Linked DNA regions of Homo sapiens: region 1 is linked to region 2. The links are chromatin contacts, found by Hi-C or POLR2A ChIA-PET in ENCODE. All regions are on one chromosome and are shown on one strand. The core of a region is the stretch at or near the end of the contact, and the rest is flanking DNA. Distances in the headings are between cores, read along the strand shown. Region 1 holds the start of STING1 (stimulator of interferon response cGAMP interactor 1). Region 2 has its middle 20 kb from the start of PSD2-AS1.

Evidence for each region. A loop is a pair of places that touch in the nucleus more often than their neighbours do. ChIA-PET counts read pairs that join two places held with the same protein, here RNA polymerase II (POLR2A). Pooled maps may share reads with other maps.
Region 1: a loop to region 2 is called in a pooled map, with 3 times the contacts of the local background. The contact joins the promoter of STING1 here to the enhancer-like site in region 2. A Hi-C loop is called at or near these places in 5 of 50 pooled maps. POLR2A ChIA-PET finds 5 or more read pairs at or near these places in 2 of 52 experiments (activated T-cell and naive thymus-derived CD8-positive, alpha-beta T cell).

What each region holds. Positions count from the first base shown.
Region 1 is chr5:139,481,126-139,484,064 of GRCh38, forward strand. STING1 (stimulator of interferon response cGAMP interactor 1) reads right to left here and starts at 1,633. Exons shown (of 8, transcript NM_198282.4): 1 at 1,425-1,633; 2 at 1,085-1,177; 3 at 353-579; 4 at 34-217. The coding sequence starts at 579. It also overlaps the pseudogene LOC101059986. RefSeq lists a silencer at 1-193 and enhancers at 796-1,025, 1,546-1,675, 1,686-1,805.
Region 2 is chr5:139,764,430-139,767,129 of GRCh38, forward strand. It overlaps a transcript of PSD2 not described here. Among named protein-coding and RNA genes, the nearest start is that of PSD2-AS1, 20 kb to the left of the region's middle. Within about 2 kb of position 1,447, at least 10 of the 41 ENCODE cell types and tissues checked have a DNase peak (open chromatin) inside an H3K27ac peak, as active enhancers do.

The DNA of each region.
Region 1 (2,939 bases), core at 383-2,882, 280 kb before region 2:
TGGCCAGAGCTTCTACCTCCCCCTGTGTCATACCTTGAGGCCCAGGAGGATGTTCAGTGCCTGCGAGAGGCCCAGGAGGGCAAGCATCCAAGTGAAGGGCGGGCCGACCGCATTTGGGAGGGAGTAGTAGAAATAGATGGACAGCAGCAACAGGGCCCCACGGCGGAGGGGGCAGCCCAGGCAGGCCCGCACAGTCCTCCAGTAGCTGCCCCGGTACCTGTGAGTGACAGCCAGACCCCAGACCCCAGCCCCCAGCCCAGCTCAGCCAGAGAGGTTCAAGGAGGGGCAGGGCTAGGCATCAAGGGAGTGACACACGTTGGATACCCCGTCCCTGGGTACTGCAGTGAGTCACCTGGAGTGGATGTGGCGCAGCTCCTCAGCCAGGCTGCAGACCCCGTTTAACAGCAGTCCCAGCTGCAGGGAGGCTAGGTGGAGCACCAGGTACCGGAGAGTGTGCTCTGGTGGCTCTCCTAGCCCCCAAAGGGTCACCAGGCAGGCACTCAGCAGAACCAAGGCTGCCTTCTGGGCCCCGTGACCCCTGGGACACGGGATGGATGGATGCAGGCTGGAGTGGGGCATCTGTGGGCACCAAGAAATCCATGACCATTCTCCCCTTGCCCTCCTGCCCTTCTGGGACTGAGGCTCTGGCTGGGCACTTCCTCCCAGTTCCCCTTTCCCTGGTGCCCAGCCACTCCCAGAGGCTGCTCTTAGAGACACCTCTAGGAGGCAGGCTGGGAATAAGTCACCCCAAAGCTCCTGTCTCAGCGAGGTTTGCTGAAAACAGAGCAGGGCCTGCACATACACGCCCCACCAAGACCCAGGGAGACCACAGGTGTGGTGAAGAAAGAAGGCAGCAACTATCCCAGACCCAGACTTGAAGCTGTCCTGTGCAGCCGTACCCAACCAAGAACCCTTGGGGACCTGGGTTCCCCTGTCCCCGGAACCCACCCCAGGGAGGACCTTAGTCAACAAAGTGGAAAACAGAGCTCAGGGAGTGGGGACAGGGCAGCCAGCAGGCACCCCCTCGCCTCTGGGTGCCAGGGGCCCTAGGTTTGGCGTTCTGCCAGGCTGATCTTGAGCCTACCTTCTGCCTCCCGGACACTGGCTGCTCTGGATGATGACGAGGAGAGAAGGCCCGGCGCTACGAGCAGCCAAGGGCAGCTTCTCTGAGTGCAGCCTGAAAATGAGATGTTAACAACGATTGGTTTCTCCACAACACTCTAGCCCTGGCGTTTCTCCAAACCGCAGCTTTACTGGTGCTGGGAAGGAGGGTATTTCCTGTTCCTCAGGAAGGGAGGTAGGAACCTTCCCTCAAAGCCCTGATGAGCTGGGCCTGAGTCCTGGGGTCAGGGGTGAGGTTTGAGAAAGCCTCCATTCCATTGCCCTTTGCTACCCCCAAACCAAGGGTGTTTAGAAACACTCACCGCAGTCACAGCTCTGAACAGCGGGTTCCCCTCAAGCCACCACGATCAAACACACTGTACCTAACACCTGAGCAGGACTCCACACACTCAGCCAAAGGCAGCACACACATCACACGATGATTCCCCGTCTCATATTTTTCTTCTGGTTTCCAGGATGCAGATTCTTTTTCTGAAAAGTGTGACCTAGGAGGGAGGAGTGAAAAATGAACAGTTATTTCCGGTAACAAGAGCTATTTTTATAAAGCACTTGGTGGGAGAGGAGGGGCACAGAGGAATGGGGGTTTGGCTCTTTGCAGGAAATGGCCACGCCTGTGACTTCTCCAAGAGAGCCTGCCGGTTTCTGCCCAGAAGGCGGTTGTGGGGATGATATTAGGTAGGAGCAAAAGTAATTGCAGGCCTGGCACAGTGGCTCATGCCTGTAATCCCAGCGCTTTGGGAGGCCGAGATGGGTGGATCACTTGAGGTCAGGAGTTCAAGACCAGCCTGAGCAACATGGTGAAACCCCATCTCTACTAAAAACAAAAATTAGCCAGGCGTGGTGGTGGGCGCTTGTAATCTTAGCTACTTGGGAGGCTGAGGCAGGAGAATCGCTGGAACCTGAGAGGTGGAAGTTGCAGTGAGCAGAGATTAGGCCACTGCACTCCAGCCTGGGCAACAAGAGCGAGACTGTCTCAAAAGAAAAGAAAAGAAAAGAAAAGAAAAATGATCTGACCTACATTGTTTGAGTGTAGGTTATAAAATCCCCATGCATCAACCTAAATTATAATAATAATAATAATAATAAAGTGTTTACCTTGTTCCAGACATTATGCCAAGTGTTGCATATATCACTTCACTTGTATATCATTTCACCAGCCACCCTGTCAGGTAGGTATAATTCTAGCCCCATTTTATAGATGGATAATCCGAGGCTCAGGGAGGTGAAATAACTGGTTTAAGTAATTGAGAGTGGGGACTTGAAGCCTGGTGGGTTGCTCCAAAGCCCAGCTTGCTCTGTGCCTTGATTTCATTCCAGTAATCCCAGCACTTTGGGAGGCCAAGGCAGGAGGATCACTTGAGCCCAGAAGTTTGAGACCAGCCTAAGCAACACAGGGAGATCCCATCTCTACAAAAAAAAAAAAAAAAAATTAGCCAAGCATGACGGAACACGCCTATAGTCCCAGCTACTTGGGAGGCTGAGGTGGGAGCATCACTTGACCCCTGGAGGTAGAGGTTGCAGTGAGTTGTGATGGCACCACTGCACTCCAGCCTAAGTGACAGAGTGATACCCTATCTCAAAAAAAAAAAAAAAAAAATAGGCCAGGCGCAATGGCTCATCCTTGTAATCCTCGCACTTTGGGAGGCCAAGGCAAATGGATCACTTGAGGTCAGGAGTTCGAGACCAGCCTGGCCAACATAGTGAAACCCCATCTCTACTAAAAGTACAAAAAATTCGCTGGGCGTGGTGGCGGGTGCCTATAATCCCAGCTACTCAGGAGGCTGAGGCAGGAGAATCGCTTGAACCCAGGAGGCGGA
Region 2 (2,700 bases), core at 197-2,696:
TGGGTGGGGGAGCCATATCCGTGTCCCGGGGGTCTGGCGGCGCCGTGGGCAGCCTGGCGCGCCCGCTCCCTGGGGTCCCCGCCGAGCGCCTGCCTGGCTGCGGGACCCCGTTGCCAGGAGCAGTCAGGATGCGGCAGCGTCTCCATGGCAACGCGGCATCTCGAGCCGCGCGCCGCCCTCCCCCGGCGCCCCGCAGTGGGCAGGAGGCCGAGCCTGGCAGCCCCTCCCGGCCCAGCAGCCAGCAAGCTGGGCCAGGAGGCCGAAACCTGATGGGAGGGGCTGAGCAGGGGGCTCCTTATTTTCTAGGGATAAGGGGCTGACCTGCCTTTACTTCCCACCTCATCTGGGGGAGGTAGATAATAGAGCCTGTCCTCTGTCTATGAGCAGCACCCTCCACACCCGCCAGGAAAGCAGGAATAGGTTCTGGTCAGGGCAGGATACCCTCACTGGCGAAGGGACATTTCTGATCTAAGTCCTGGCTGTGAAAGTGGCGCTGTTGTGAGGGGCACTGAGGCACAGCCAGGGAAGTGCCATACTGTTCCAGGGCTTCAGTGTGACCCCAGTGACTTCCATGACCCACCCGATGTCCACCCATGTCCCCACTTCTCATAGATAATGCCCAGTACCTGCCACGAACCCTTCCAACGCCCCCTCACCCTCTCAGTTGTGCCATATCCCCAGACCCACTCAGTACTTCCCACTGCGGGTTCCGTGACCCTCCCACCCCTGGTTCCCACTCAGTGCCCCTTCTGCTCGCTATCTTCACACTGCCTTCCAGTTCTTCCCAGCACACAATGTCTCCAGTTGTTATTCAGTACCCCCAGTGCCTACGCAGTGGTACTTCCAACATGCACTCAGGGCCCCCGTTACCACCAGGAAACCACCCAGCGCCCTCTTTCCAGTTTAGGCTTGGTACCACTTAAATAGCCCCCAGGGACCACCCACTGCCCCCAGTACCTGCCCGGTGGCCCCCAGTGCCCTCCTATTAATCGGCCCAGTACCCTGCACATCCACTGTAGTTCCCCACCTCTTCGTACTTCTGTTCACCTAGTGCTAACCACTACAATCTCGTTCTGCCCAGTATATTCCCACCATGCAGCCCCTTGCCACATTATTTCCAGATAAATCCCCATTCGCCCCCTTGCCCACCTCCCACCCTCCAAGCCCAAGCTCCGCCGGGCCGCAGTGCTCGCAGCGGCCAGGAGGGGGAGAGAGCGAGTAGTCAGCAGGAGACCGAAGCGCGGGGCGCGGCTGGGGAGAGGGTCGAGGGGCAGCATCCAAGGCCGTCTTCTTACAAGGGCTGAATCCGAGCCCAGGGTGCGGCTGCGTTCCGGGGGGGTTCCTCCCGGAGTGACCGCACCCCTGCCCCGCATCTTCTGCAAACCCCTCCGGGTCCGCCGCCACCGCCGCCGTCGTGGCTTTGGCTCTGAGAAGGGGCGCGCGCCCTCTGGTGGCTGCTGAGCAGTACAGCTTCCTAGGCCGATGAGAGGACGCCGCTCTGGCCCGGGGTGGTGCGTTCGTTCCCTCTCTCTTTCCCTGTCCTCCTTTTTTGGGCCTGTCCTCAAGCTGGCGGCGATGGGGTGACGGCAAGCCAGGCCCCTCTGTGGTGGCTGGGTAGAGAGCCTGGGGTCTGGATGAAGGGAGAACATTGGGTAGGGAGGTGTGGAACCAGGGCCTGGGGAGAGGGACCGCGGAGCAGAATGGTGGTGGGGGTGGATCGCTGAGTCCACAGATGAAGGACTAACAGATGGATCTGAACTCAGGAAGTCTACAATCTGAGCTGTGATTCGATGTGCTGTTTGTAGAAGGGGGCGATACAGGATTGGTGGCAGTAGGGTGAGGCCTCCCTTCCAGGCCTGGCAGTTCTATCTGGCCCTAAGCCTTTCATGGGATACTTGTTGATGGACCTACCCTTCGATGACTCTGTTTCTGCCTCTGCCCGTCTACCAGCGCCTAGCCTTCTTTTCACCTGCCTGGGCCTGTTTCTCAGTCTTCAGCAGTCCTGGAATGGTGGGGGGCACCCTCTCCCTGTCCCACAATATGGGGTTTTCTCTCCTCTGTGTATGGGGGAAATGGATGGAGCTAGAGCAGAAGGGACCCAGGTTAGACTCTTGCAGTCTGTCCTGAGTTTAGGTGACCTTGGCCTGTAGGACCCTCCATGGTTAGATCTGTGATTTTGTGCCCATTCCAGCAGCCCCACCTCGATGGATTAATAAGTTCCCTTAGACTTAAAGGTCCTTAGAGATGCCTCCTCCATCCTCGCCATTGCCTGGCTGGGGAAACTGAGACACCCAGCAGGTTAAGAATTGCTCTAGGGCGAATAGAGGGGTAGGCATCAGGATAGTAAGGTGATAAAGAGCACTGACTGGCCTGGGTTTGAGTCTGGGCAAGTCCCTTCCTTCTTTCTTTCTTTCTTTCTTTCTTTCTTTCTTTCTTTCTTTCTTTCTTTCTTTCTTTCCTTCTTTCCCTCTTTCCCTCCCTTCCTTCCTTCCTTCCTTCCCTTCTTTCTTTCTTTCTTTCTTTCTTTCTTTCTTTCTTTCTTTCTTTCTTTCTTTCTTTCTTTCTTTCCTTCTTTCTTTCTTTCTCAGAGTCTCGCTCTGTCACCCAGGCTGGAGTGCAGTGGCACAATCTCGGCTCACTGCAAGCTCTGCCTCCCAGGTTCACACCATTCTACTGCCTCAGCCTCCCGAGTAGCTGGGA